Regions from separate parts of the Homo sapiens genome. Here region 1 is linked to region 2. Evidence: read pairs that join two places in POLR2A ChIA-PET (ENCODE). Cell type or tissue: B cell. All regions are shown on one strand. Each heading gives the region's core, and the rest is flanking DNA. Links, peaks and the distances in the headings are about the cores only. Region 1 has its middle 8.7 kb from the start of ZCCHC10. Region 2 has its middle 8.7 kb from the start of SEPTIN8.

The links. Peaks named below come from ENCODE experiments on the same cell type or tissue, not always from the same donor. Only the 100,000 strongest peaks of a DNase experiment are listed, where the experiment ranks them.
Region 1: POLR2A ChIA-PET joins it to region 2 with 9 read pairs; 2 of 35 experiments call an interaction of 5 or more read pairs at or near these places.

Annotation. Positions count from the first base shown.
Region 1 is chr5:133,027,395-133,043,083 of GRCh38, reverse strand. No RefSeq gene overlaps it. Among named protein-coding and RNA genes, the nearest start is that of ZCCHC10, 8.7 kb to the right of the region's middle. In B cell, for the core only: no CTCF peak of the experiment used is centred there; a DNase peak (open chromatin) is centred at 7,663; H3K4me3 peaks cover 1,214 bases; H3K27ac peaks cover 1,582 bases.
Region 2 is chr5:132,778,061-132,793,749 of GRCh38, reverse strand. It overlaps a transcript of SEPTIN8 not described here. Among named protein-coding and RNA genes, the nearest start is that of SEPTIN8, 8.7 kb to the right of the region's middle. In B cell, for the core only: no CTCF peak of the experiment used is centred there; no DNase peak of the experiment used is centred there; H3K27me3 peaks cover 1,833 bases.

The DNA of each region.
Region 1 (15,689 bases), core at 5,179-9,178, 250 kb before region 2:
CTGGATGCTTCCTGCCCTCAAACATCGGACTCCAGGTTCCTCAGTTTTGGGACTCGGACTGGCTCTCCTTGCTCCTCAGCTTGCAGACAGTCTATTGTGGGACCCTGTGATCATTTAAGTTAATACTTAATAAACTCTTCTTTATATATATATGAGGGTCCTACTTATACTAAAAAGATCACTTTTGGCCGGGCGCGGTGGCTCATGCCTGCAATCCCAGCGCTGTGGGAGGCCGAGGCAGGCAGATTGCCTGGGGTCAGGAGTTCGAGACCAGCCTGGCTAACATGGTGAAACCCCGTCTCTACTAAAAATACAAAATAATTAGCCAGGAGTGGTGGTGCGCCCCTGTAGTCCCAGCTACTCAGGAGGCTGAGGCAGGAGAATCGCTTGAACCCGGGAGGCGGAGGTTGCAGTGAGCCGAGATTGCGCCACTGCACTCCAGCCTGGGCGACAGATCAAGACTACGTCTCAATACATACATACATACATACACACACACACACATACATAAAATTAAAAAGTCACTTTTAGCAGTTTTAGAATAGTACCTGAAATATCTCCATTAGGGCTTCTCTCTCATGTTCTTTCCAAGGGCATCCTCTCTCAAAGTAAAATTCCTTTCCAAGGTTAGGAGACAAAGTAACAGTCTGAGATCTCCCCGTGAATGAAGACAAATGATAACCACAGAAATGAGGGGAGTTTAGGAAGAAGTATGTAATACAGTCACATGCACAAGAAGGAAGGCTCAAAGGGGCAAAGGCAGACAAACCTTACCAACTTTACTGTTCTGTTGAAGGGGCTGACTGTGCACTATCTAATCCATTAGGGTAGGCTTGTTTTTGGAGAGTGGCGAAAATAATTTAACATTAATAACAGAACCCTTTTAAAGGAATGGAAAGTTATGTGGCAGCATATTGAATCCCTCTAGAGATCCTACCATAGGCCAAATCAGGTTGCTGTTTTAATTCAAAACCACCAGGAGGTTGGGCACAGTGACTCATGCCTGCAATCCCAACACTTTTGGAAGCTGAGACAGGAGGATTGCTTGAGCCCAGTAGATGGAGGCTGCAGTGAACCCTGTTCATGCCACTACACTCCAGCCTGGGAGATGAAGTGAAACCACCTAAAAATAATAAAACAATCATGCCACTGCACTCCAGCCTGGTGACAGAGTGAGACTCCGTCTCAAAAATAATAATAATAAATAAAAATAATAAAACAAAAACCCACACACACCATGAGAAGATAAGAAGGAATCAAAAGATAGGACTCTGAATACCATAGCCTAACTATAGAATACAGGGTACCTGGACCAACCAAACTTTCCTCTAGGTGCATCATTACTCTTCATTTGTTTGGGTCTGATTTGGTCAAATCTTAACTCAGTATTCAGTGGGTACATGGAGTAGCTTCAAAGGGACTTTGAATATGAAGTTGCAAGCCAGATTGCAAAGGTACTATGAACTTAAAGTTACAAGCCCAATTGTGGGTGTGTGGGCATGCAGGCACATGTAACATAGGGAGAGACAATGCCTGCGTGCCTGACCTAGGGAGGAGGGGATAAATTAAGAAGATTGGAGAAGGAAGGGACAGATCAGAAAACAAAGAATGAAGACCTGTGGTCCCTGGCTGGTTTTGGAAGGCTGCTCTTAACACTTCTGCCTGGCAGTTAAAATCCCATAAACTCACATCTTGAACTTCTGGGAGATCATTCCCAGAAACAGGCCATTCTTTTCCTAGTGTAGGCAGGCCCCTGCATGCCTGTTCCTGAGACCTCACTGCATGCAAGGATGAAGAGGAGGAGGTGCAGCCTCAGTTCAAGGAATATGGCCTAAGAAGCGCAAGAGTGAAAAATGGTGGCTGGGTGAGGTGGCTCATGCCTGTAATCCTAGCACTTTGGGAGGCCGAGGCAGGTGGATTGCCTGAGCTCAGGAGCTCGAGACCAGCATGGGCAAGATGGTGAAATCCTGTCTCTACTAAAACACAAAAAATTAGCCAGGCGTGGTGGCAGGCGCCTGTAATCCCAGCTACTCAGGAGGCTGAGACAGGAGAATTGCTTGAACCTGGAAGGCGGAGGTTGCAGTGAGCCAAAATCATGCCACTGCACTCCAGCCTGGGCGACACAGCAAGACTCCATCTCAAAAAAAAAAGAAAAGAAAAGAAAAGAAAAAGAAAAGTGGCAATTAAAGGGAAACGTACATAAAAGAACCAGGCCTCCTCTTTTGAGAACCACTGAAGTCAAGGATTTCATTTATTTGCCTTCTCTGAGTACACAGGTTTGCTGATTCTATCTCTCCCCACCTAGACACACACACACACACACACACACACACACACACACACACACACAATCACTCAGCATTTGCTTTGCTTTCAACTTCCTTAAGTTAGTGTATTTTTCTAGGACTTTCAATGGAAGTTCTTTTTTTTTTTTGAGACAGAGTTTTGCTCTTGTTGCCCAGGCTGGAGTGCAATGACGCAATCTCAGCTCACCTCAACTTCTGCCTCCCGGGTTCAAGCGATTCTCCTGCCTCAGCCTCCCGAGTAGCTGTTATTACAGGCATGCACCACTACACCCGGCTAATTTTGTATTTTTAGTAGAGACGGGGTTTCTCCATGTTGGTCAGGCTGGTCTCGAACTCCTGACCTCAGGTGATCTGCCTCGGCCTCCCAAAGTGCTGGGATTACAGGCATAAGCCACCGCGCCTGGCTTGCTTGACCTTTCAATATCATACTAAATCGTTGTCTAATAAGTCCATCTAATAGGCATGTGCTTCTCAAAGAAAATGTAACTGTTTGACTTGCTGTTTTCTACTGATTAAGGCTCGGACTATAAAATTAGATGTTAACTTATAGAAGACTGATAAATTGAAAATAATTTTTTTCTTTTTTTTTTTTTTTTTGAGATGGAGTCTCGCTCTGTCACCCAGGCTGGATGGAGTGCAGTGGCGCGATCTTGGCTCACTGCAAGCTCCGTGTCCCGGGTTCATACCATTCTCCTGCCTCAGCCTCCCAAGTAGCTGGGACTACAGGCGCCCGCCACCACACCCAGCTAATTTTTGTATTTTTAGTAGAGACGGGGTTTCACTGTGTTAGCCAGGATGGTCTCGATCTCCTGACCTTGTGATCCACCCGCCTCGGCCTCCCAAAGTGTTGGGATTACAGGCGTAAGCCACCGCACCTGGCAGCAAATAATTTTTGTATGGTAGAGATATTAATTATTTCTTTTTTTTTTCTTTTCTTTTTTGCCTCCACCTCTCAGGCTCAAGCAATCCTCCTGCTTCATCTTCCCGAGTAACTGGGACTACAGGCTCATGCCACTATGCTCGGTTAATTAATTTATTTATTTTTTTGCAGAGACAGGATTTCTTCATCTTGCCCATGCTGGTCTCAAACTCCTGGGCTCAAGGAATCCGCCTGCCGCATCCTCCCAAAGTACTAATATTATAAGCATAACTCACCCACCATGTCCAGCTGAGATGTAAATTATTTGTGTCTGGTAGAAAAAAATATTCCCCGCCAGGAGTGGTGGCTTGCGCCTGTAATCCCATCATTTTGGGAGGCCAAGGCAGGGGGATCACTTGAGGTCAGGAGTTCGAGACCAGCCTGGCCAACATGGTGAAACCCCATCTCTACTAAAAAAAAATATATAAAAATTAGCTGGGCATGGTGGCAAGCACCTGTTATCCCAGCTACTCAGAAGGCTGAGGCAGGAGAATCGCTTAAACCCGGGAGGTGGAGGTTGCAATGAGCCAAGATAGTGCCACTCCACTCCAGCCTGGGCGACAGAGCAAGACTCTGTCTCAAAAAAAAAAAGGCTGGGCACAGTGGCTCATGCCTGTTAACCCATAACTTTGGGAGGCCGAGATAGGTGGATAGCCTGAGCTCAGGAGCTTGAGACCATCCTGGGCAACATGGTGACACCCCGTCTCTACTAAAATACAAAAAATTAGCCAGGCATGGTGGTGCGTGCCTATAGTCCCAGCTAGTTGGGAGGCTGAGACACAAGAATCACTTGAGCCTGGGAGATGGAGGCTGCAGTGAGCTGAGATGATGCCACTGCACTCCAGCTTGGACTACAGAGTGAGACTCCGTCTCAAAAAAAAAGAAAGAAAAAGATAAAATATTCTCCAAAAGTATGTTTTTATGCTCTGTAGAATAACAAGTTTTATATCTAATTTTGAAATCTAACTTCAGCATTCTTTCTTTCACGAGTCTCTTGAATTCTCTATTGAATCAGCTTTGTTCTCCTGCTGGCTGTCTCATGAGTCAGTTAAATAAATCACTGACATACCCTCACTATATATTTGCATGTTCATAACTTTTTAAAACTTATACTTTTATGATTCAGACATTTCCTTAATAAAATACAAACAAAAAAATAAAAATTATACTTTGTCCTCAAAGAGCCAAGCATAGTATTACCTATGAGCCAGCAGTTCCACTCACAAGTGCCTGTATACCCAAAGGAATTGAAAGCAAAGACTCAAACAGATACTTGCGCACCAATGTTTATAGCAGCATTATTCACAATAGCCAAAAGATGGAAGCAACCCATGTCCCTCAACAGATGAGTAAACAAAATGTGCTATATACATAGACTCTTTTTTTTTTTTTTTTTTTTTTGAGACAGAGTCTCGCTCTTATTGCCCAGGCTGGAGTGCAATGGCACGATCTCTGCTCACTACAACCTCTGCCTCTGCCTCCTGGGTTCAAGCAATTCTCCTACCTCAGCCTCCCAAATAGCTGGAATTACAGGCACCCACCACCACGCCCGGCTAATTTTGTATTTTTAATAGAGACGGGGTTTCACCATGTTGGTTGGCCAGGCTGGTCTCGAACTCCTGACCTCAGGTGATCCACTCACCTCGGCCTCCCAAAGTGCTGAGATTACAGGTGGGAGCCACCATGCCCAGCCATACATGGAACATTATTGAGCTATAAAAAGGAATGAAATCCAGATAAATGCTAGAACATGAATAAACCTTGAAAACATTATTTTGTTTTTTTGTTTGTTTGTTTTTTTGAGATAGGGTCTCACTGTGTCACCCAGGCTGGAGTGCAGTGGCACAATCTCAGCTTGCTGAGACCTCCACCTCCCAGGCTCAAGTGATCCTCCCATCTCAGCCTCCTGAGTAGCTGGGACTACAGGCTTATGCCACCACACTTCGCTAATTTTTATATTTTTTGTAGAGACAGGGTTTTGCCATGTTGCCTAGGCTGGTCTCAAACTCCTGGGCTCAAGCAGTCCACCTGCCTTGGCCTGCCAAAGTGCTGGGATTACGGGTGTGAACCACCACCTGGCTGAACTTTGAAATTATTATGCTAAGTGAAATAAGCCAGACCCAAAAGGACAAATAGGATATGATTACACTTATATAAGGTACCTAGAATAAGCAAACTCACAGAGACAGAATGTAAAATAGAGGTTACCAGGGGCTAAGCAGAATGGATGGGGTTTTTGTTTGTTTTGAGACAGAGTCTTGCTCTGTCACCCAGGCTGGAGTGCAGTGGCACCATCTTGGCTCACTGCAACCTCCGCCTCCCAGGTTCAAGCAATTATCCTGCCTCAGCCTCCTGAGTAGCTGGGATTACAGGCGCCCACTACCATGCCCAGCTAATTTTTGTATTTTAAGTAGAGATGGGGTTTCACTATGTTGGTCAGGCTGGTCTCCAACTCCTGACCTTGTGATCTGCCAGCCTCGGCCTCCCAAAGTGCTAGGATTACAGGCATGAGCCACTGTGCCCAGCCAGATTGGGGAATCATTTTTAAGTGAATACAGAGTTTCTATTTGGGATAATGAAAAAGTTCTGGAAACAGGTAGTAGTGATGGTTGCCGGACACGGTGGCTCACACCTGTAATCCCAGCACTTTGGAAGGTCTGGGTGGGCAGATCACTTGAGCCCCGGAGTTTGAGACCAGCCTGGGCAATATAGTGAGACCCTGTCTCTACAAAAAACATTTATTTTTATTTATTTATTATTATTATTTTTGGAGACAGAGTCTCGCTCTGTCACCCAGGCTGGAGTGCAGTGGTGCCATTTCAGCTCACTGCAATCTCCACCTCCTGGGTTCAAGAGATCCTCCCACCTCAGGCTCCTAAGTAGCTGGGACTACAGGCATGTGCAAACATGCTCGGCTAATTTTTTTTTTTTTTTTTTTTTTTTTTTTGAGGTGGAGTCTCACTCTGTTGCCCAGACTGGAGTGCAGTGGCGCAATCTCAGCTTACTGCAACCTCCGCCTGCTGGGTTCAGGCAATTCTCCTGACTCAGCCTCCCAAGTAGCTGAGACTACAAGCATGTGCCATGATGCCTGGCTAATTTTTTGTATTTTTAGTAGAAACAGGGTTTCACCATGCTGGCCAGGCTGATCTCGAACTTCTGACCTCATGATCTGCCCGCCTTGGCCTCCCGAAGTGCTGGGATTACAGGTATGAGCTACCACGCCTGGCCCTGTATTTTTAATAGAGACAGGGTTTTACCATTTTAACCAGGCTGGTCTTGAACTCCGGACTTCAAGTGATCCACCTGCCTCAGCCTTCTTTCTCTGTAGACCAGATTTCTCTCTCTCCAGACACTGGCTGCCCCTCAGCTCTGAATATACATGCTTCAGGACCAGCCCTACACAGGGATGAAAAGTAAAGACCGTTAGTTCTAACATAAAATTCTCAGGTAAGAGGACTTGATTGACCCAGCTCAGATCAGTCAAACTAGTTCAGTCAAGTGTGGCTAGGGGTACAGGGTCACCAACATCCAGTTTTTAGAGAACTATCATCAGGAACTAGAAAGATACACTAAAATGGCCAGGCGTGGTGGCTCATGCCTGTAATCCCAGCACTTTGGGAGGCTGAGGCGGGTGGATCACTTGAGGTCAGGAGTTCAAGACCAGCCTGGCAACATGGTGAAACCCCATCTCTATTAATAATACAAAAATTAGCCAGGCATGGTGACACGTGCCTGTAATCCTAGCTACTTGGGAGGCTAAGGCAGAAGAATTTCTTGAACCTGGGAGGTGGAGGTTGCGGTGAGAGGAGATCGCACCACTGCACTCCAGCCTGGGCAACAGAGCAAGACTCCATCTAAAAAAAAGAAAATACCCTGGCTGGGTGCCATGGCTCACGCCTGCAATCCCAGCACTTTGGGAGGCCGAGGCAGGCAGGTCACAAGGTCAGGAGATCGAGACCATCCTGGCTAACATGGTAAAACCCCATCTCTACTAAAAATAGAAAAATTAGCCAGGCGTGGTGGTGGTCGCCTGTAGTCCCAGCTACTTGGGAGGCTGAGGCAGGAGAATGGCATGAACCTGGGAGGTGGAGCTTGCAGTGAGCTGAGATCACGCCACTGCATTCCAGCCTGGTCGACAGAGCCAGACTCCATCTCAAAAAAAAAAAAAAAAAAAAAATACCCTAAAAGATATCTCACAGTGTTGATGTAATTAGAGGAAAAGTTGGTACCAGAGTACCAGTGAGCAGAGGAATCCAAATAGGCCTGGGTGGGCTTTGAGTTAAATTATATAGGGGAGGGGACACTTATTTACATAACTTTCCAGGGAGTTTCACAAGGCAATATGTAGGGACTGTGGGATTTTGGAAGGGGTCCTGATCAGAGAGGAAGTGAGGAAAGTCATTGAGAGCCAGAGAGACAGTGGTCACATCATCTGGCATGTGACAACCCTTTACTGCAGCCCACAAGCCTTCAATAAAATCATGAGATGCTTGGTGCAGTGGGATTTCTAGTGAGCACCCACAAATGAGATGCAGCCTCTTATTCAGATGTGACCTGGAGCAGGAACAGAGACAGTGAAGCCTACGTGAAATTAAACCACTAAAAGTATAGAGTCGTCTTTCAACTACCTTAGACCCTAGATGTTGTAGCCAAGATTACCTAGTTCTCCAAGTTCAACAAAGCCCCTAGGTAACACCTGGGTTACAATTTTAAGGGTCAAAAAAAGAAAACCACGTAGATTTCACCAATAGCAGCCTGATTGAATAACCTGTGATTACATTAAGCCCAATTAACTACTGGTTGGAAATCCAATTATTCACAAGAAGAGATTTCTGAGCTCTTTTTCCCTGTTTGCATTTTCGCTGGTTGGAATGGAAAGGTGAGGATTTAAAAACTCTTCTGTGTTTCTTAAGCTCTAAGACTTCCTGTCTATATTTGCTTATTTTGGCCCAAGGAATCCAATTTCCCTGGAGCATTATTGCAATAGGCTGTTTTCCCACCTTACTGATTCAGATATCTTGAGGCTTTAAAGCTCTTAGGTGTTGGGAACAGGGATCTCTGGAACAGGGATTTCTGTGACCTCTAGCTCACATTAAGCCAAATTACACCTTGAGGTAGGATGGGAAATTAGGAAGTACCGCCAAAAGAATTGTCAAAAACAGAGTAACTTGAAATATTACCAACGCTTCTTAACATTTGCCGTCTCATTTTTTTTTTTTTTTTTTGAGACGGAGTTTTGCTGTTGTTACCCAGGCTGGATTGCAATGGCATGATCTCGGCTCACCACAACCTCCGCCTCCCAGGTTCAAGCGATTCTCCTGCCTCAGCCTCCTGGATATCTGGGATTACAGGCATGTGCCACCACCCCCGGCTAATTTTGTATTTTTAGTGGAGACAGGATTTCTCCGTGTTGGTCAGGCTGGTCTCTAACTCCCGACCTCAGGTGATCCGCCCGCCTCCTCAGGTAATCTGCCTGCCTCGGCCTCCCAAAGTGCTGGGATTACAAGCGTGAACCACCACGCCTGGCCTTGCCATCTCAATTTTATAGAATTGAGATTTGAAAGAGGGAGGGGCGATTTGAATGAGGAAGGAAACGTGGGATGTCACGTGAGACTTCTTGGACTGTCTAAAGGTCAAGAAAAAGATTCATGGTAACTTAGGAGCATCATTACAGTGCCACTATCTAATTTTATCTATTTTTGTATCTAATTTTGAACAAAGGTTTGTGTCTTTTTCTGCTATAAGAAAAAGTTTTCGGCCAGGCATGGTGGCTCACACCTGTAATCTCAGAACTTTGGGAGGCCAAGGCAGGCGGATCACCTGAGGTCAGGAGTTCGAGACCAGCCTGACCAACATGGAGAAACCCCGTCTCTACTAAAAATACAAAAAATTAGCCGGGCGTGGTGATGCATGCCTGTAATCCCAGCTACTTGGGAGGCTGAGGCAGGAGAATCACTTGAACCCGGGAGGTGGAGGTTGCGGTGAGCTGAGATCATGCCATTGCACTCCAGCCTGGGCAACAGGAGCAAAACTCTGTCTCAAAAAAAAAAAAAAAAAGAAAGAAAAAGAAAAAGTTTTCAAATTAAGTTCCACTGGAATTAAATTCTGACAGTTTGCCCACTGTGGTGGTGATTTTTCTTGATCTTCCCGGGCCCCCTTCTCTCTACTATGCTAACAATAGGAGTGGGCATAACACAAGCTGAATTATTCACAGCACCTCCTCTCACTGGACCACAATGATTTGAAGGAGAGATAAGCAGATAAACATGTGACCAAGCACATGGCGCTCTCTTCAGAGTGTCTCAGCTGGTGGAATAGTCTTTCTCCTGTTTTCATAACATTGAACTCTGTGTAAGTCCTACACTTCTGGAAAACTGAGATGGTTAAGAACCACCTGCCCCCCCAACCCCCCTCACCCCCACGCTGACACACACACTCTTTGTCCCAGCTTACTACAAAGAATCACTCTTCTGGATAGGACTTAGATAAGACCACTGATGATACCACTGTTTACTTATGGCAAGACCAGACACAGACTCTCCAAATTTGCATTATTTGTCTCATAAGGGGAACTGTTTGTCCCTCTGAGACTAGCTAGCCATAGAGATATTTCCTGTTCAGCTGATTGAGATTCAGCTTGATCACAAAAACAATTCCAACTATAAAACACCCCACCTGTGAATTACCGACTCCTCCCTATAAGTGTCGGACAAACATACCCTGTCAAGAGTCTGACCTTCAGATCTAAGGTGCTTGCCCTATCACAACAGCCTGAATAAAATCAATTTCCTTATTTGCTTGGGTTTTGTCTTTGACAGGCTGTGGAATCATAAGAATGTGTTCCCAAGGTTTCAGTGGCCATACTTTCAGCCAGAGAGGCCTGAAGGAAATAGATCACTACTTGGAGGAAAGCAGAGGCTAGTTTGTCTTGACAAAAGGCATCACATCCTTGGTTCTGGGCTGAGGTGCTTAGTTTCCCTGCTCTGGCGTCTTGCAGTATCTTCCCATCCTTTAAATACACTTTTTTTTCATGGATTTTGGTTCACCTGCAATTTGAGGAGCCCTAACGAATCAGTCTACCACATATAAAATTCATGATGCAGTGCAGTAGGTATGTTCACATAAAAATGCCAGGGATTAAAATATACTTTGAGGGTTTATCAATGATGAAAAGCCCTTTAGCTGGATCTGGTGGTGAGCACCTGTAGTCCTAGCTACTCGGGAGGCTGAGGCAGGACGATCACTTGAGTCCAGGAGTTCAAGACCAGCCTATGTGGTCGTGAACCTGCAAGACCCTGTCTCTATCCCCCTCCCTAAAAAATTTTTAATTAGCCAAGCATGGTGGCACATGCCTGTAATCCCAGCTATTCAGGAGGCTGAGGCTGGAGGATGGCTTGAGCCCAGGAGGTCGAGGCTACAGTGAGCTATGAATGCACCACTGCTCTTTAGTATTCCCAGCTACTCAGGAGGCTGAGGTAGGAGAATTGCTTGATCGCTTGAACCCGGGAGGCTGAGGTTGCAGTGAGCCAAGATCGCGCCACTGCTCTCCAGCCTAGGCGACCGAGCAAGACTCCATCTCAAAAAAAATTAAATTAAATTAAAATTTAAAAAAATAGCCCTTCAGAACATCGATTTTTTTTTTTTTTTTTTTTTTTTTTTTTGAGACAGAGTCTTGCTCTGTCTCCCAGGCTGGAGTGCAGTGGCACCATCTCGGCTCACTGCAAGCTCCGTCTCCCAGGTTAAAGCCATTCTCCTGCCTCAGCCTCCCGAGTAGCTGGGATTACAGGCAGCTGCCAACACGCCCGGCTAATTGTTTGTGTTTTTAGTAGAGATGGGGTTTCACTGTGTTAGCCAGGATGGTCTTGATCTCCTGACCTCAAGTGATCCGCCCACCTCGGCCTCCCAAAGTGCTGAGATTACAGGCGTGAGCCACCGCGCCCAGCCAGAACATCGATTTTTAAGTGACTGCTAATAAAATTTCATTGGAGAAAATGGAAAAGAAACTGTTTGTTTGTTTGTTTGTTTGTTTGTTTGAGATGGAGTTTTGCTCTTGTTGCCCAGGCTGGAGTGCAGTGGCACAATCTCTGCTCACCGCAACCTCTGCCTCCTGAGTTCAAGCGATTCTCCTGCCTCAGCCTCCCAAGTAGCTGGGAATACAGGCATGTGCCACCATGCCCAGCTAATTTTGTATTTTTAGTAGAGATGGGGTTTCTCCATATTGGTCAGGCTGGTCTCAAACTCCCGACCTCAGGTGATCCGCTCGCCTCGTCTCCCAAAGTGCTGGGATTACAGGCATGAGCCACTGCGCCTGGCCAGAAACAGTAGTTTTTAAATGCAGAGACAGAACATGAATATTTTGTCACAGAAATAATCCTGGTCCAACATATAATAAATGGACAAGTGTACTGTATTACCTAAAGTGGACACATTTACAAATGCTGGCAATACTTGGAAATTTGCAGCAAGCTTTAATATGCATGTGATCCCAGCACTTTGGGAGGCTGAGACTGGTGGGTTACTTGAGCCCAAGAGTTCAAGAGCAGCCTGGGCGTGCACACACACACACATGCACACACAGATTTGCCAGGTATGGTGGCACATGCCTACAGTTCCAGCTACTTGGGAGGCTGAGGTGGGAGGATTGCTTGAACCTGGGAAGCAGAGGTTGCGGTAAGCTGTGATCGCACCACTGCATTCTAGCCTGGGTGACAGAGTGAGACTGTCTCAAAAATAAAATTAAATAAATAAAAACAAATTAAAAATTATATATATGTAATATAGCTCTATCATATATATATATATATATATATATATATATATATATATATATATATATATATATATATGATAGAGACAGAGTTTTGCCATTTTGCCCAGGCTGGTCTCAAATTCCTGGGCTCAAGCAATCCACTCACCTCAGCCTCCCAAAGTGCTGGGATTACCGGGATGAACCACCATGCCTGGCCCTAAAGTGTTCTTAAGCTATATTTGCTTTTTGTGGAGACAGGCTATCTTGCCATTCTTATTCATAAAACAAATTATAATTACTGTTTTATTTTGCATTACACACCATGTAAACTTAATCTTGATTTAGTATTTTTCTTTTTGAGATAGAGTCTTACTCTGTCTACCAGGCTGGAGTGCAGTGGTGTGACCTCAGCTCAAGCCGAGGCAATATTAGGTACACAGATACTGCAGGGGGTTGAACCTGATGATCTGCTGGCAATTGTTTAAAGAGGAAGCACACAAGTTCCCAGTCCTGAGATCTGAACTTTTCTGATTCAAGATCTTTGCAAGGCCTGGGTGTTCAATTACTTCTATACTATGAGCTAGCCAATAAACTTCCAATAAATTCATTGTTTATGTGGCCAGAGTTTTGTTTTGTTTTTCTTGCAATTGAATCTGAATTGACATAAGGAAATTGGTTCTGTGTTATCTCAAACAAAACTGGCTGGAAGGGAGAAATAGATGTGTAATGGAAAAAGCTCAAGGCTGTGGGCCTTGGACAAATCTCTTAACATGCCTGAGTCTCAGTCCCTTTATTTGTAAAATGAGGATAAACCCTACCTGTGGTGATAAAGTCAAGGATCCTTTGGGGTCAAGAAAGAGAAACCTAACTTGAACTATCTTAATAAAAAAAGAAATGCAGGCTGGGTGCAGTGGCTCACGCCTGTAAACCCAACACTTTGGGAGGCCAAGACGGGCAGATCATTTCAGGCCAGGAGTTTGAGACCAGCCTGACCATCATGGTGAAATACTATCTCTACTAAAAATACAAAAAATTTAGCCAGGCATGGTGATGCATGCCTGTAATCCCAGCTACTTGGGAGGCTGGGGCATGAAAATTGTTTGAACCCGGGAGGCAGAGGTTGCAGTGAGCCAAGATCATGCTGGGGCACTCCAGCCTGGGTGACAGAGTGAGACTTCGTAGGAAAAAAAAAAAAAGGAATATACTGAGGAAGCTGAGATAACCCCAAATAATCGAAGGAAAAGCGAATCAAGTCTAGGTAGGTCTTTTTCTGTCTCTCATCTCTGTTTCTCTTGGCATGTCAATTTCCTTCTCTTCTACTGCAGACTAGTTTAAATCACCAGAGGAGCCAGCAAATCCTGGACTCACAATCACACAGCCTTATGATCTATGTCACAGCAAAGTGTTGCATCAAAGCCTGAGGACTTTAAGGAACCCAAGCAGCTTCATCTGAAGATAAGGAAACATGACACAACTATTGAGCATTTTGTTTTTAGGTCTTCTTGGAAAGTGGAAATAAATTAAGGAAAGCAGCTCTCACCTCATTCTGGGGAGTTTCGGGCACTACTCATGCCCTCATGCCCAGAGGTGGATGAAAGAGCCAATCCTGTTTTCATTTGGAGAATCAGAGCTTCTTACTCACAGAGGCCCAGAATGGCCACTCTCAAATCCCCTTGCATAGCCACTCTTCTTTACAAAATGAATGGTCACCCTGCTCTGAACCACTCCCTTATTTAGCCAAGTTAGTTAAATTCTTTTTCTTTTTCTTTCTTTTTTTTTTGAGATGGAATCTTGCTCCGTCGCCCAGGCTAGAGTGTGGAATGCAGTGACACAATCTTGGCTCACTGCACCCTCTGCCTCCTGGGTTCAAGCGATTCTCCTGCCTCAGCCTCCTGAGTAGCAGAGATTACAGGCATGTGCCACCATGCCTGGGTAATTCTTTTTTTTTTGAGACAAGTCTCGCTATGTCACCCAGGCTAGAGTGCAGCGGTGCAATCTCGGCTCACTGCAACTTCTGCCTCCTGGGTTCAAGCAATTCTCCTGCCTCAGCCTCCCCAGTATCTGGGATTACAGGCACGCACCACCACTCACGGCTAATTTTTGTATTTTTAGTAGAGACGGGGTTTCACCATATTGGCCAGGCTGGTCTTGAACTCCTGACATCAAGTGATCCACAAGCCAAGATCATGTCACTGCATTCCACAGGTGTGAGACACCATGCCCAGCCAAGTTAGTTAAATTCTTTTATGCTACTGGAAGAAGAGTTCTTGTTGTTCTATGCCAAGGCATATGAAGGGTAAACCTACACTTGATTTTTGTACCAGATTCCAATTTTACCATTTACAGCACCGAGGTTTCCTGAATAGTTACAATAACCAATGGTAAAACATAAAGGGTAAAAACATTTTTTAAAAAAACAATAGCGCCATCCCGGTGCGTTGGCTCATGCCTGTAATCCCAGCACTTTGGGAGGCCAAGGCAGGCGGATCACCTGAGGTCAGGAGTTTGAGACCAGCTTGGCCGACATGGTGAAACCCTGTCTCTACTAAAAATACCAAAATTAGCCAGGCACGGGGGCAGGCGCCTGTAGTCCCAGCTATTCGGGAGGCTGAGGCAGGGGAATCACTTGAACCCGGGAGGCGGAGGGTGCAGTGAGCCAAGATAGTGTCACTGCACTCCAGCCTGGGCAATAGAGGTAGACTCCGTCTCAAAAAAAAGAAAAACAGGGTGCATGTCCTTTGACCCAGCAATCCTACTAGGATGTCATCTTATAGCAACACGGGGGATTTACTCTTTCTGTTGTTGTGGTAAATGATCTAATTGTTCAGCAATAGGGTACTGGCTGGATACTTGGGGAATATCCATGTAATCCATAACATAATGTATAAAAAGAATGAATTAGATCTGTATGTGCAGACATGGGAAAATATTTTCTTTTCTTTTTTTGTTTTTGAGATGGAGTTTCACTCTTGTTGCCCAGGCTGGAGTGCAATGGCGCGATCTCGGCTCACTGCAACCTCTGCTTCCCAAGTTCAAGCGAATCTCTTGCCTCAGCCTCCCGAGTAGCTGGGATTACATGAATGCACCACCACGCCCGGCTAATTTTTTTTGTATTTTTAGTAGAGATGGGGTTTCTCCATGTTGGTCAAGCTGGCCTTGAACTCCCAACCTCAGGTGATCCGCCCTTCTCGGCCTCCGAAAGTGCTGGGATTACAGGCGTGAGCCACTGCGCCTGGCCGGGAAAACATTTTCATAAGTACACTGAGGAATGAAAAAATCAAGCTGGAGAACACAACATGTAAGAGCCTATTTTTTTGAAGAACAAGTTGTGCTCAAAGGTCACATCATCACCTTCCCTAACTCCTAATCACTCTTTAATCCCTTACTCTGAAATATTTTTCGTTAGAGTACTTATGCCCATGAGAATAGTCTTCATTCATTGTCTGTAGAAAGTTCCATGTGTACACGGATTTTATTTGTTCAAATGCTCTGTCCTCAGCTCCTAAAACATTTTAAGTGTTAATTATTAATTGAAAAAATATGGCTGGGCGCGGTGGCTCACGCCTGTAATCCCAGCACTTTAGGAGGCCGAGGCGGGCGGATTATGAGGTCAGGAGATCGAGACCATCCTGGCCAACATGGTGAAACCCTGTCTCTAGTAAAAATACAAAAATTAGCTGGGCATGGTGGCGCGTGCTTGTCATCCCAGCTATTC
Region 2 (15,689 bases), core at 6,998-10,997:
TGTTTATTTCCACTTGAGGGAGCTTTTAGGATCTTCTATTTATCTTGCAGTTCTGAAATTTCACCATGGCATGTTTAGGTGTGGGTTTCTTAAAAATAACTGTGAGGCCAGGCTGGATACAGTGGTCCATACCTATAATCCTAGCAACTTTGGAGGCTGAGGTGGGAAGATTGCTTGAGCCTGGGAGGCAGTGGTTGCAGTGAGCTGAGATTGCACCACTATACTCCAGCCTGGGCGACAGAGAGAGATTCTGTCTCAAAATAAATACAAATAAATTAAAGAGCATTAACCCTGATCTACTCCTAGTTGGGGAGATATAAGGGGGAATATTCAATATGTGGGCAGTCAATTCACCTCTTTCTGTTCAGTCCCCTTCTGCTGCCGGGTCTCCATGGCATCTGTGGTCTCTGCATGCAGAGGGAGGGGTGTCTGAATGGGTGGATACAGCCCCTCTGTGAGGGTTCTGAGCTCCACCCAATCTGCTTTAACCATGAATAGTCACCTTTCCACTTTCTATCTCCTAGAAACCTGTTGTAATCCTTTATCTTCAGATCTCTTCTCTTCTTTTCTGTGCTATTGCAAAAAGGAATATACTTTAGAAGTTTTCCTAGCAATGTCTGTCATGGCATCTTGGAAAGACAGGAGATGATCCTGAGCTGGGAGGCCCTGGCCCTGTCTCTCAGTACTCATCCTCTACCCTTAGCTCTTCTCACTTCCTGGAATGGGTCTCCTTTTCTCTTACATTGGGACCTTCTCAAATTCTGTTCCTTCATCTTGAAATAGTTCTCCTTTCCCACCTCCCATTCCATACAGACTTTGTGCCTGGTTAACACCTGCTGCAGTCTGTGCCCCTTCTTCAAGGGGTCTCCTCTGAGCCTCCACTAGATCAAGTCCCTCCTTATGTGTGCTTCCATCACATTCTCTACTTTCCCCATCACCATGCCTCCAGCTATTGCAGCTACTTGCTCAGTGCCTCTCTGCAGACTCTCAGCACCTTGAAGGCAGGATCTCACCTGCCTTGTTCAGGGCTATACTCCTGATTTGAAGGAGCTCTATGTAGTCAGCCAGGAGTCAATGTGTGACCGACTCAGCTTCTAGGAAGCTCCTGGTGGCAATGTGGGTGATGAACAGGAGAGATCCATGTCAGGGAGACCTCTGAGGAAGTACTGCTGGAGTCCACAGGAGATGAAAAAGTCCTGGATGAGGGTAGTGCCGGGAGGGGTGGGGGAGAGAAGAGAGCCTGGCTCAGGAGATGTTTCTAAGAGCACAATCAGGAGTTGGTGACCCTTCACAGATGGATGAGGGAAAGTGAGCATCCAAAAGTGACTCCATAGTTTTTGTCTTGTGAGAAGAGGAAAACTGTTTCTGTTTGTCAAGATAGGAAAGATAAAAGAAGGAGAAGGTACAAGCTGAGTTTGGACAAGTTAAGTTTCTAAGGTAAGAGGGGTATTTGTGGATCACCTGAAAAGAAGCTGCCCATGAGGGTCTGGAGCTCAAGAGAGACATCTGGGCTGGAGCCAGGGGGAGTCCTGAGCTTTCAGTTGGTGGCCAACTAGGGGGAAGGTGTAGCAAGGGCCAGAAGGGACAGGAAGAACCCTGAGGAATCCCAGTCCCAAAAAGGCAGGCGAAGGAATAGCCATGGAGCAGAGGAGGAAGGAATGGGCCTCTGTAGAGGCAGAAAAGCCAAGGGAGGAAATAATTTCAAGATCTAAGGAAGGGCTAAACTGTGCTATGGCCACCCCTGCGGGACACATGAGGAAGAGCTGTATGTACTGACAAGGAGGAAAGTCCATGCATGAGGTTTTCTAAATAAACCCAGCAACTTCATTCATTTGCCTTATGTTTATTGAGGGCCTGCTAGTGCTGGGCACTGTTCTAGGCCCTGGGAATTTATTAGTGAGCAAAACAGCAAAATCTCTGTCCTCATGGAGCTCACAATATAGTAGGGAAGACAGAAATAAGATAAATAAATGAAATACACGGTACATTAGAAGGTGACAAGTGGTGGCCGGGCACAGTGGCTCACACCTGTCATCCCAGAACTTTGGGAGGCAAAGGCGGGCAGATCACCTGAGGTCAGGAGTTTGCTACCAGCTTGGCCAACATGGTGAAACCCTGTCTCTACTAAAAATACCAAAATTAACTGGGCATGTGATGTGTGCCTGTAATTCCAGCTACTCAGGAGGCTGAGGCAGGAGAATCACTTGAACCTGGGAGGCGAAGGCTGCAGTGAGCCGAGATCGTACCATTGCACTCCAGAGCAAGACTCTGTTAAAAAAAAAAAAAAGAAAAAGAAAAAGAAAAAAAAGAAAAAAGGTGAAAGTGGTAAGGAGAAAAAAATAAAGCAAAGAAAAAAGATATGAAGTGCAGGGAGGGTTGAGATTTCACATAGGGTGGCAGGGAAGGCCTCACTGAGAAGGTGACTTTTTTTTTTTTTTTTTTTTTTGAGACAGGGTCTTGCTCTGTTGCCCAGGCTGGAATGCGGTGGTACAATTCTAGCTCACTGCAACCTCAACCTCCTGAGTTCAAGCAATCTTCCCACCTCAGCCTCCCGAGTAAGCTGGGACTACAGGTACGTGCCACCACACCTGGCTAATTTTTCTTTTTTTTTTTTTTTTTTAGAGAGGTGGGGTCTCACTGTGTTGCCCAGGCTGGTCTCAAACTCATGGGCTCAAGTGATCACCCACCTTGGCCATCCAAAGTGCTGGGATTATAGATGTGAGCCACTATGCCTCGCCTATAAAATTTTTTTAAAATTAGCTGAATGTGGTGGCATGCACCTGTGGTCCTAGCTACTCAAGAGGCTGAGGTAGGAGGATTGCTTGAGCCTAGGAGGTCAGGAGATTGAGGCTGAGGCTGCAGTGAGCTATGATTGCCCCACTAAACTATAGCCTGTGTGACAGAGTGAGACCCTGTCTCAAAAAAAAAAAAAAAAAAGAAAGAAAGAAAAAAGCCAGGATGAAGAGGTTATTTGTGACCTCAACAAAAACAGTTTCCTTGGAGTTGTGGAGACAAAAGAAAACTGACAACTGATAACTGACAAGCATCTTACATGAGAGAGTTGAAAGTAAATAACTGTTTCGATTAGGACAGGAAAGGGAAGGAGAGATAAGGAGGACCCATCAGGGGAGGAGGACTCCAGACTTTTTTAGATGGAGGATACTTGATGGTGTTGGCCAGATAAGAGGGTAACTGAAGGAGGAGAGAGAGTTATTAAGATGTGGCAAATAGAAAAAAAAATCACTAAGACTGTTAAAGGGAATGCCCAGGGAAAGAGTTGGGCACTTCTTGGAGCCCAGAGGGAAGGTTGTCCAGGCAGAGCTGTTGGCACTTGGCTGGGTGAGGGCTGGGGAAGGGCTTTGGAGGCTGGCCAGTGCCCAGCGGCTTCAGTTACAGAGTAGCCAGCTTGTCCTGGTATCATGACCATCTGTACTTTTCTGAATTCCCACTATACTGTGAGGGCAAGAACCACACCTGATTTATCCCCCTGGTGCTAGCACACAGTAGGTCTTTAATGTTTTTTTGAACCAATAAATAGGTTTTCTTTGTAATAAAAGAGATCAAGGCCGGGTGCAGTGGCTCACACCTCTAATCCCAGCACTTTGGGAGGCTGAGGCAGGAGGATCATTTGAGGTCAGGGGTTCGAGACCAGTCTGGCCAACATGGCGAAATCGCATCTCTACTAAAAATTAGCTAGGCGTGATGGTGGGTGCCTTTAATCCCAGCTACTCAGGAGGCTGAGGCAGGATAATTGCTTCAACCCAGGAGGCAGAGGGTGCAGTGAGCTGAGATCGTGTCACTGCCTTCTAGCCTGGGCGACAGAGTGAGACTGTCTCAGAAAAAAAAAAAAAAAAAAAGAGGACAAAGCATCAGCTGAATGTGAAGGGGGCTGGAGGCAGGGAGAGTGGTTAATATTTGGGGCTGCTGCTGTGGAGAAGGGACAGGATGGTGGCCAGAAACAAGTGCAGGATTTCCAGGCAGCTCTGGGAGGCCTGCTGAGCAGGGAAGCATCAGGATGTAGTGCTGTCAGGCACCAGGGCTGGTGATACTTTTTTTTTCTCATGAAACTCTGGGCAGCTCAGGAGCATGCCGAGAAAGCAGATGGATTTCGTGTAATGTGAGTTGACCTGCTGTCATTCTCTCAGTGGTGGCCTGGAAGAGCTAATGTAGCTCCCCAAGGCCCTGGCTTCATTCCTGGAGAGTGTCTTTGCCTTGGGTGGGCTCATCGTTTGTGTTTGAAACTGCTGCTGACCAGAGCAAATTAGTATTTAAGCCTCAGCCCAAATGTCATCTCCAGGGACGATCTCCCTCCTCTCATTCTCCCCTGGATCCCTGGCAGGGGGTACCAGGGCAGTGTGCTTCCTGATTTGTGATGGTCTGGGTCCCACCAAGACAGCCTGGGCTGGGGGCGAAGCATTTGCTCTAGCAGAGCACACACTGGGAGGGTGAGAGCCAGGTTGAGCCATCAGGTGTCCACCAGTATGCCTTCAGTAGGATTGCTGAGGCAAGGAGAGCAAGAACAATGGGGATGGCCAAGACACAGGGTTCTGGAGGCCAGCAGAAAACTAAAGGAATGTCACCCTGGGCGGGCAAGGTGAGTGAGGTGAGAACAAGGAAGAACTAGGTAAAAGTTGGCAGTGAGAGACCGGAGCAGGCTGCTGGTACCAGGTGGCTCAGGATTTGGGCTTTGTAACGCTGGTATTTTGCCCTTTTATCTTATTCTTAGCATATTTTGCTTGACTGAGGGCAGATTTCTTAAAGGGGTGGTCAAGTTGGTCTGTGTATTATTTTAATTAATACTTTTTATGTGTGCTTGCCTGTTGAACTCTGAACTCTGGCAGGCAGCATCCATGCCTTCTTTACCTTCATGCCCATGGCACACTGTAAGCGCTCAGTAAATCTTTGTTGTGTAAATGACCCCAGTGTTCAATTGTTGAGGAACTTCTATAGTCATAACCTGGGCCAGCAGGATCCTGAGAAGTGAGCCAGCCCTTCCCCTCCCCTCCAAGTGGGACTTCACAGATAAGAACAAATTCTACAGGCCCCAAATCCATAATTCACCAGAAAAACAGACACTTTCCTTTATCTAAAATGAACTCAGCCTGCCTGACCTGGAGTCAGAAGGCCAGACTAAGTGAACTCTTGTGCCTTCAGGCACCTACCCAACAGCCATTCTCTTTCTTTTCTAACAGACTCCAGTTTTTTCAGATAGCAATGTGCCCAGCCCTAGAGGCAAATCATTGTTTTGTCATGTGGGAAATTATCTTAATGCAATGTAGCTTCCAAGTACCCTGTCAGGTAAGCTGTCTGGAGATCATGAACAGAAAGACTCACAGACCAATTTAAGATACTTAAGTCACCCTGCTTATTGATCCAATTTAAAGCGTACAGTGAGAAGCTAGGGGAAAGAGGTGGGGTAGGTTAACCCAGTTAGGGTATGGGGTAAGCAAGTTGGAGGGAGCATACTGCCTGAATCCTGTGTTCCAGGGTTCACATACTATCCCTCTATATTCCCCCCAACCCCTGTCTCTCTCTCTCTCTCTCTCTCTCTCTCTCTCTCTCTCTCTCTCTCTCTCTCTCTCCCTCTCCCCCATTATCTGTCCACACTGACAATGTGATTATGAAAACAAGAAAATAAGAGTTAGCTGGGTGCGGTGGCTCACACCTGTTATCCCAGCACTTTGGCAGGCCGAGGTGGGAGGACTGCTTGGGCCCAGGAGTTAGAGACCAGCCTAGGCAACATGGTGAAACTTCCTCTCTACCAAAAAGATACAAATTAGCCAGGCCTGGTGCACACACCTGTAGTCCCAGCTACTTGGAAGGCTGAGAAGGGAGGATTGATTAAGCCCAGGAGGTCGAGTCTGCAGCAGTGAGCTGTGATCACATCACCGCACCCCAGCCTGGGCGACTGATGGAAACCCTGTCTGAAAAAAAATAAATAAATAAGTAAAGTGAGAAAGATAAAAGAAAACAAGAGTTAAGGTTGAACAAAGGGGCTCAGCAAACAAGGTGCCTAGAGCTAACAGGCTTTATCAAAGAAGCCTAGGGGCAAATACACTGGCTAGACCCATAGCATATAATTTACCTGCCAAGCAGCTGGGAAAGAGTACAGGAGGGACCAGGATGGGATCAAAGTGGGAGTCTCTAAGGGGACCAATTTGAGGATGACAGTTGTCCATCTGGAATTAGCATGATCCTTGCCTTATAACTGGGGGTTTCCATCCCTTTCTATCTCCAAGTAATACTCTTGTGTGTTCTATCCTTTTAAATCTAAGCCTGACACCCATATGTTTCATGTATTCTATGTCTAGCGTGTCTCTCAAGTTACCAACTTACCATCTATTCTTAACACAGCTTTTGAATTTTGCCTACTGTTTTTTGTTTTTTCTTGCCTGCTACAGTAAATTTAAATATTCTCAGTAATACAGCCAACACACATTCCATTAGTCCAGGCCAACCTTTGGCAATCCTTTATATTCTGTGTGGTCAAATGACTCAGTTCTGGTCACTGAGATCTCAGGGGGCATTTTTAGTGGGGGATCTGGAAAGATTTTCTTCCTTGATGAAAGGAAGAGCAATGCAAGGAAGAAGACTTTTGTCCCCTTTCCTCTCTTCCTGTGTCTTCCACATCTGAACCAGTGGCTGGCACATAACAGACACTCAACAAATACTTTGTTGAGTGAGTGAATGATGGATGCTGGTGCCTAGTCTTAACAGCTGTGACATTGAACTTGTCCTTCATCTTCTGATCAAGCTTCATTTCTGGGTCCAGGGTTGGGAAGGTGAAAGCAGGGTGGTGGAAATAAATCTTGTGATGGTAATTTATTATAATAATAATATTAGCAGCAGTTAACATTTATTGAAAAGCTTCCTCTGTGTCAGAAATAGTTTTAAGCACTTCACATGTAATCCTCACAATAACCATATGAGGCAGAAATTATTATTATCCTCATTTTGCACATGAGGAAACTGAGCACAGAATATAAGTTTACTTACCTGAGATCCCTCAGCTGGCAAGTGATGGCCCTGGAATTAGAATTCAGACAACTGAGTTCAGAGAGCACACCCTTAGACACAGTGCCATTTGTATTAGGGTTCTATTGCTGCCACAAACGTTGTGGCTTAAAACAGCACAAATTCATTGTCTTACAGTTCTGGAGGTCAGCAGTCCCACAGTCTTCCTGGGCTGAAATCGGGGTATTGGCAGGACTATGCTCCTTCTAGAGGCTGTAGGGTAGAATTCGTTTCCTTGCCATTTTCCGGTCTAGAAGCTGCCCAAATTCCTTGGCTGGTGGCTGCATCACTCTGATCTCTGCTTCTCTCATCACATCTCCTTCTCCGACTCTTCTGCTTCCCTATTATAGCGCAGCCCTATTACAAGGGCCCTTGGGATTTCACTGGGCCCACCTGAATAATCAGGGATAATCTCTCCATTTAAAAATCCTCAATTCAATCATATTTGCAAAATGCCCTTTGCCATGTAAGGTAAGATATTCACAGGCTGTGGGGATTAGGAAGTGGACGTCTTGTGGGGGGCCACTATTCTGACCACCATACCATCTTGCCTGTGGGTATGGGTCCCATAACCCATACTGCGCTAGGTCCTGGATCAACAAGTCCCAAGTCCTGCAGCAGAAGTTCTGCCGTGAATGGAGGTGTATTCCGTTCAACCTTCTTCCACTTCCCCAAAGGCTTCTGCCTGGTTACCACTCCTTCACAATCCAGCCCCCCTGCTCCCCACCCCAGCAGGCAAGGAACACTTAATAAACAGGTGATATGAACCAAGCAGATGAGTGCTGGGCCTTGGCCTCTTGTTCATGAGTTCATCTAGACTGGATTCTGTATGTTAATCAGGTCCTTAGCTTTCTCCATTTTCATTCCCCAGTCAGATGGCCTCAGCCTTGTGGTGTGTGTTTTCTTTATTGTGAATTTACCGTCATTTCTACTTCTAATTCAACTTAGAGTAATTTCTCTTAGCTCCCTTGAATCCTTTCTTCCAATCTCCCTGGCCAGCCCCTTGGTTCTAGGTAAAACTCTACCTCTCAGCTGTCTGAACTCGGACTCAGTGGTTTCCCTGGATTCCTCCCAGCAGCAGCCTTTTCCAGACCCATTTTGTCTGTCTGAATACATTTCCCCCAGAGAGGTGGTTTGTCAGACTTATTTTTAGCTGCGGAAAAACCCTTTGTTGAAATGAAAGCCTTATATATGAAGCAGGCGGGATGGCGCTGTTTGGGGAGGTTGTAGAGCTCCACCAGATGAGTGTTTGTCCCCCATGGCCCCTTTTGACCCAGTTTGAAAAGCATTGCTCTGCAGACCCCTCTCGTTTTAAATCTTGCCTTGCTGATTTGCCTGTCCTTAGTTAACTGTCTCCTTTCCTGATGGCTTCTTCTAGCACCTTAAACAGCATGAAGCATTCTTTCTCTCTCTGCACTTCCCTCATGCCCTCTGAAGGTCACATTTTTCCAAAAAAGCAAAACACTTTAACTTCCTCATCTTTGCCTAGTGGTGTCACCATGTGGGGCTTCCTCTCACCTGCTTGTATCCCACCTGTTCATGGCTGCAGAGATGGAGACCATGGTGATATGAGCTGGAGCTGGGTGGCCTCTCTGTAATGGGAGCATCTTGAAGTCCTCCACTTCTATAGATTGTAGCTGTTTGGTTACGGGACAGTTGACATATTTTTTTTCCAGATAATTTTTTTTCTTTTTAAGATGGAGTTTCACTCTGTCACCAGGCTGGAGTGCAGTGGCGGGATCCATGCTCACTGCAACCTCCACCTCCCAGGTTCAAGCAATTCTCCTGCCTCAGCCTCCAGAGTAGCTGGGATTACAGGTGCACACCACCATGCCCAGCTAATTTTGTATTTTTAGTAGAGATGGGGTTTTGCCATATTGGCCAAGCTGGTCCCAAACTCCCGATCTCAGGTGATCTGCCTACCTCAGCCTCCAGAAGTGCTGGGATTACATCCATGAATCACCGTGCCCGGCCCCCCTTTTTTTTTTTTTTTTTTTTAAGAGACAGGGTCTCACCCTGTACCCAGGCTGGAGTGCAGTGGCTTGATCATAGCTCACTTCTGTTTCAATCTCTCAGGCTCAAGTGATTCTCCTGCCTCAGCTTCTTGAGTAGCTGTGGCTACAGGAGTTCACCACTATACCCAGCTAATTTTTAAAATTTTTAGTAGAGATGAGATATCTTTATGTCTTCTGGGCTGGTCTAGAACTCCTGGGCTCAAGCCATCTTTCTGCCTTGGCCTCTGAAAGTGCTAGGATTACAAGTATGAGCCACTGCACCTGGCCCAGAGAATTCTTTTTGGCCACAACTACGTTAAAAGAGCAGAATGCTTCCACCTGGGAGAGGCCCAGGGTTCTAGGGGAGGCCATGGGCAGAATCTTTGAATAAGTTTCGTGGAGCTCCTTGTAAAGCTGCTGTCAATGCCCTGTCCTTAGACCCTCTGGGCCAGGCTTGGAGTGGGGTCTGCTCCCCTGCTGGCAGTTCTGGACCATAGAGTTGCTGCAGGGATCCCTGTGGACTCAGGGACTGGAGACCTGTGGGTGTCTCTGGCCCATTCCCTGAGGGCACCCTGGACCTCATGAAACTTGAGGCTTACATTTCCAGGTCACTCACTTGCTTGTGTCCCTTCTAAGTCCTGTTCTTTTCTCATTCTAAATAAGTAATTACGTCCATATCTAATTTTGTCTTTATAACTGTGTATTCTTTTAAATTAAAAAAAAATTTTTTTTTGAGACGGGGTCTCGCTTTGCCACCCTGGCTGGAGTGCAGCGGCGAAATCTCAGCTTGCTGCAGCCTGGATCTCCTGGGCTCAAGTGATCCTCCCACCTCAGCCTCCCAAGTAGCTGGGGCTACAGACCTGTGCCACCACACCCGGCTAAGTTTTTAATTTTTCATAGAGATGGGGGTCTCACTATGTCGCCCAGGCTGGTCTGGAACCCCTGGGCTCAAGCAATCCTCCCACCATGGCATCCCAAAGTGCTGGGATTACACATGTGAGCCACCATGCCATGCCAGTGTATTCTTTTCCTAAAAGAAAGCCTTCCAAATCCCACAAGCTTTAGGCTCCACAAAACCTGGCTGCATCCCTGAGAACCCTGGATTCAGGACTGTCTCAGGGAACCCAGGGACTCATGGGCTAGGCGTGCCTCTTCTATGAAAAAAGGCAGAGATTCTCATTTCCAGGGCTTTCCAAGGTGTCCCTGGTGCTCTGTCTCCAGGACATCCATGCTAAATGCTCTGGTAGAAGGCAGGGAGGCATCCTGCAGCATGAGGGTACACTGTGGAATTCCGAGGCACAGGACAGCTATAAACCCATGAGGCCAGGGAAGGGCTGCTTTCTGCTGGCTGTTCCTTCTGTGCCACATGGCTCCCTGTACCCAGCCTCAGTACAAACTCTTGCCAATCTTTCTGGCACGCATAAGAAAATTGTTCCTTCTCTCTAGGCTAACTTTTCCATCAGGCCAGGACTCCTGATCTAGGCCTCAACCTGGCAGCACTGCCATGAGACTGTAATTCCTCAATCTGGCTTTTAAGAATTCTGGTTTTCAAAATGGGAGAGTTTGCCTGCCAGCTGAGACATCTCGGGACTTTGGAATTCAGTAGGCTCTTCGAGTCTGTTCTTGTTTTGTATTGTTTCGGCAGTCATTGGGACAAGTCAGACCTCAAAGCCAGAAGTAACATGTGCTGCTTTAAAAATGTGCAGAAAGCCAGGCATGGTGGCTCACGCCTGTAATCCCAGCACTTTGGGAGGCCAAGGTGGGCAGATCACTTGAGATCAGGAGCTCAAGACCAGCCTGGTGAACATGGTGAAACCCCGTCTCTATTAAAAATACAAAAATTAGCTGGGCATGGTGGCGGGTGCCTGTAATCCCAGCTACTCGGGAGGCTGAGGCAGAAGAATTGCTTGAATCTGGGAGGCAGAGGTTGCAGTGAGCCGAGCTCAAGCCACTGCACTCCAGCCTGGGCAACAGAGCGAGACTCTGTCTCAATAAATTGATAAATAATAAAAATAAAAATGTGTAGGGACACTGCTGCTTACAGATTATGGATGAATGCTTCCCCACAGAACTTCTCTTTCTCAATTCCTAACAAAATCAAAGAAAGTAAATAAAACAAGGGAGTAAAATCTATTATCAGCAACCAACACAATAAACTTCCAAATTGACATCTAAAGAAAGACGTAGAGGATTCTGGAGTGGCAAGGAATGGCACCACACGTCTCTGCTCCCTACCCTGTCCCGAGTGCCCAGAAATGGACCAAAACCTGAACATTCTTCCTATGGCTCCTGAATCTGAAAGGAAGCAGATGTGAGTCATGCCCTGTCTTCTTCCTCTTCTGAATGAGCTGTATTAAAAAGCATGCCGGGGGGAGATGGGGAAGCAGGGAGCACGAGCCACCAAGCTGACTTGGCTGATGGAAATAAAGTCTCCAGAACAACACTCCCCATGGGGAAACTGATCCTGAGTTCTGCCCCTTCCTCAGAAAAGGTGTATAGAGTCCTGCTTTCCACCCCAGTTAGGTGGCATGAGCCCGTACAGGACATTAAAAAGGCTCTCAGGACAGGAGCATGCTGAGGCATTCCAACAAAGACCACAGGCTGCTTCAGCTCAGCTGTCCCATCCAGACTACCAAAAAGTGTAGAGAACCTAAATACTCAGCCTTCTGCTTAGCTCAGAGGGAAAAATAGGGTCTCAAACAGTGGGGAGACGTCAGTAAGCTCTTCTCCCTGCTGCTGTGTTACAGTGGCATAAAGAAGGTCTGGACAGAGCCACCAAACCAGAAAGAAAAGAAATGGATGCAAACACATGGCAGCAAAATATTAATGATAAATAAGGGGAAAAACAGAGAGCGAAAGATGAGGGCTCCTCCCCACCCCTAAAAAAACTTAAGGAATTTCTTGCAACTGCTTCATATTATGAAATGACTTAAGAATGTGAATTTAATAAAGTGGGGGCTCAACGATAGGATGCTAGAACACAAGAATGGGATGGAAAGGCAACAAGTTGAGGACAAAAACATATTATTATAGACAAACAAATTAGAACTAACAAGAAAGAGAATGGGCCCCATTGAAACTCAAATTACTGAATTAGGGCAGCTAAACTAGGCAAAGAGATTAAAGCAATTAGAATTAGTAGAAATGAAAGACAGACAAAGCTGATCTGATATAAAAATTAATTAAAATCCCTGAAGAAGGAAAACCAGAAACAGAACCAAAAGAGAATTCCTTTAATGGAGAAACAAACAGGTAAATTTCAAAACTAAAGCTGCAGATTGAAAGAACACACTATATTCCAGAAAAGCTTGATTTGAAATGTTTACTACTAAGACATCTTAGTTAAGTTATTGAACCTAAAAAAAAGATGAAGAGTGACTTCTTTAGGCATTCAAGCAGAAAAAAATGTCTCCTATAAAGGGGAAAATTCAGGCTGGCCTCAGGCTTCTTCCCAGAAGAAAAAGAGGCAAAACCTACCACATTCAGTGGGAAAGATGAGACTCAAGGATATTATACCCAGCCAAGATATGGTTCCAGTATCGAGGCACAGACAGATACTGTTAAACATCGAAAATACTTCCTGGAAAAACAGCTTAACGATTAATTTAGTCCATGAAGAGATGAACAAAAATAAAGAACTTGCAAATGGAAAAAAAAGCCTTGGTAAGAAGACTAACGATGACCATTGAATTCATTTTAATTCAGAATATTTATCAACTAACTATGAAGTTATGTTTACAAAACAGAATATGAGTGTTATAAACATGGATAATGTAACAATAATATGTAACTAAACTTAGGAAGCAGGTCAGTCAGAGATGGAAAGAATCATGAGAGCGAATTTTTCAAAGCAATGAACACACTGAACACACATACACACACACACACTCATATGTCACTGAAATGTGCATTTTAAGAAAATAACTCTAACCTCAGTGTTTTTTACAATTTTTGTTTAACCTCAGAGGTATCTTTTAGGAAGTAATATCTCTTGTGGTCAAGAAACATTCTTTGAAGTTCAACTCTTTCTTCAGTTTCAACTTCTTTGTCTTCTTTTAAATTCAAGTAAAATTAAGTACTTTTAATTTAAATAGCATCTGTATTATGGCCCAGATTCCTATAAAGTATCTCTATTATCTTTCCTCCTATCAGTAAATATACATAGAAAGTTTTCTGGAATGATATAAATGTAGTGTTCATGATGGTGATTTCTGAGTGGTGGGATTGGGATAATTTAATATTCTCTGTATTCAAATTATTTAAAATGTACATATATCACTTAAAAACATGAAATTTTTCTTTAAAAGGGGTGGAAGGCTAAGAAATTATCTGTGGCTGATTCTGTTGGTGTATGGCTGATTATTTTCTTGCTTGTCATTTTTTATATTTTAATTTTCTAATAAACAAAAATTTCATAGTATTAGAAAAAAAGATTTTCAGGCATCTCACTGGAACGGATAGTCCAGAAACAGACTTGGCAGAGATGGCTGCAGCCTCCCAACATCTGCTCTCCTCTAACATTTTATGGACTTTTTAGCTGTGCACATGATAGCCAGAATAAAGACCCCATTTTCCAGCTCTGGCCAATAGCATGTAAGCAGAAGTGCCACATGGCAGCTTCTGGAATCCTCTGAGAGTTGGCTCATTTGCACTGTATTACTATCATTGCCTCTTGCTGCCTGGAATGCAGATATCACCATATTGGACCATGAGAGCAAGACCACGTAAGGCCAAGCAACAAGAAGAAAGTGTGCGTAGAGAGTCACATAAGCCCTGGACTACCTACCTGGACAATGTAAGAAAGGAAGACATTTCTATCTTGTTGAAGCAGCTGAACATAATCCTAACTGATGCACAACCTGCACACACATACAGAAATGTCGTCTGTGATACCATTTGCATTGTACATCAGAGGGGAAAGATGAAACAACTGGTTTGGCATACACATACACAAATTGCCTAGATGTGAAGGAGTTAAAAAAAAGTTTTTAAAGAAAATTTATTCTTTTCTCACAAACACAATATCTTTGTGAAGTTAGGGAAGGGTCTTTATTTTTAGAAGCCAAAGTAAAAATAATAAATAAAATAACAAGTACACTTGACAACATCAAAAATTTAAACTTCTACATGACAAAAGAAAGTATAAACAAAAGTAAAAGACAAGCAAGAGGCCTGGAGGGCAGCATTTCCTGAAGCGAAGTCTTGTCATGTTCAAGTTCAGTGTGGTGCTGGGTATGTATGCAGGGTAGAGACAAGGGGCAACAAAGTGTGGGTAGAGCTGTATATTCCCCTTTCTTTTGCACAGAAAATGCATATTAGCTGATCAAAAGCTGAGGACTTCTACAGAACCCTGTCTGTGTATGGAACTCAGCATTCCCCAGTTATTTGACGGTGAGACCAATCTTTTTGTGGTAAAATCTATGAACTAACCTCTAGGTGTATACGAAACACTCAGAAATGCTGCCATAAGAAATAACACTTTGCCATGTGAGAAATGATCGTTATATTCACCTTTTGAGCCCTCATAGATAATTCTCACTCTTTTATAAGTTCTGACCAGCAGCAGCATAAAATGAGAGAAATTTCGGCATTGTGGAATAGGAGGAAATTCTCCTGTTTACTCCTACAGAGCAGAGTGAATATATCCCAAAAGAAGGAAGTCACCTGTACTCTGAGCTTTTCCTTCTCATAGCCACTGGCCAGGACTGTAAGAAGTACATGTTTTGAAATATTTCCGATTAGAGATAAAAGACCATTTTGAAGATAATTTAGGGCTAGTCCCAGAGAGTTGTAATGCAGAACTGCCATACGGATGGCAGTTGGTCGTGATTTCTTGTTAGTTATAGGGAAAGAAAAAGGAAACAGTAGATACAGTCTAGGATGATCAATTCAGTATTGACCACACATTCTCTGGGCTCTGAGATTAAGGCCCTTGTAGTCTAGAGAGGGAGATTTTATTTAATATTATATTTTAAGTACAACTTAAAGCCCTTTACTTATGTTATTTAATCCTGTAACATAGGTGCTATACTTGTTCTCATTTTTAGGACCAGGGAAGGGAGGCATAGTTAAGTAACTTGCCTAGCTAAGGTTAAAAAGCTAGCAGGATTCCACCAGGAAGGTTTGCCATAGATCCAGCTACCCTAACCACTGCTCTGCTCTATTTCTTGTAGATAACTTTAATACAGCATGGGAAACAGCAACATAGAGAGAGGAGCAAAGTGAAAACATTGTCAGGAAGGTCCAGCGGGAAGTCAGTCCACCTTGGGGACAAGCTACAGTTTGCCTGGGAGAGTGAGGAGGGGAAAGCCAAATCAGGGTGACAAGGTCAAACAGCAGAGAGGGGGCTCCTCTTAAGCCAGGTGTGCTAAGTCGAACGTGGTCTTTAGGCACCTCCAGTCAGCACAAGTTTCTGAGTAGGAGAAACAGGTCAGGTTGCTTCTCAGCATACTGGGGTGAGGGGTGTGTGTGGAGGGTGGACCAACCTGGGATGAGGCCAGTGGGGGGTAGGGGGCAAACCTTGCCACATTCCCAGAAAGAGCAGAGAGAAAGGCAGAGGGAAGAGAAAGAAACGGGGTTTCAGAGGATTTGGGAGCTGCTTTTGTATAGATTGTCAGTGAGAAGGATACAGAACCTCCTGAGGCCTCCGACCCTGGCGTAAGTGTTAATTTTCTGAACGTT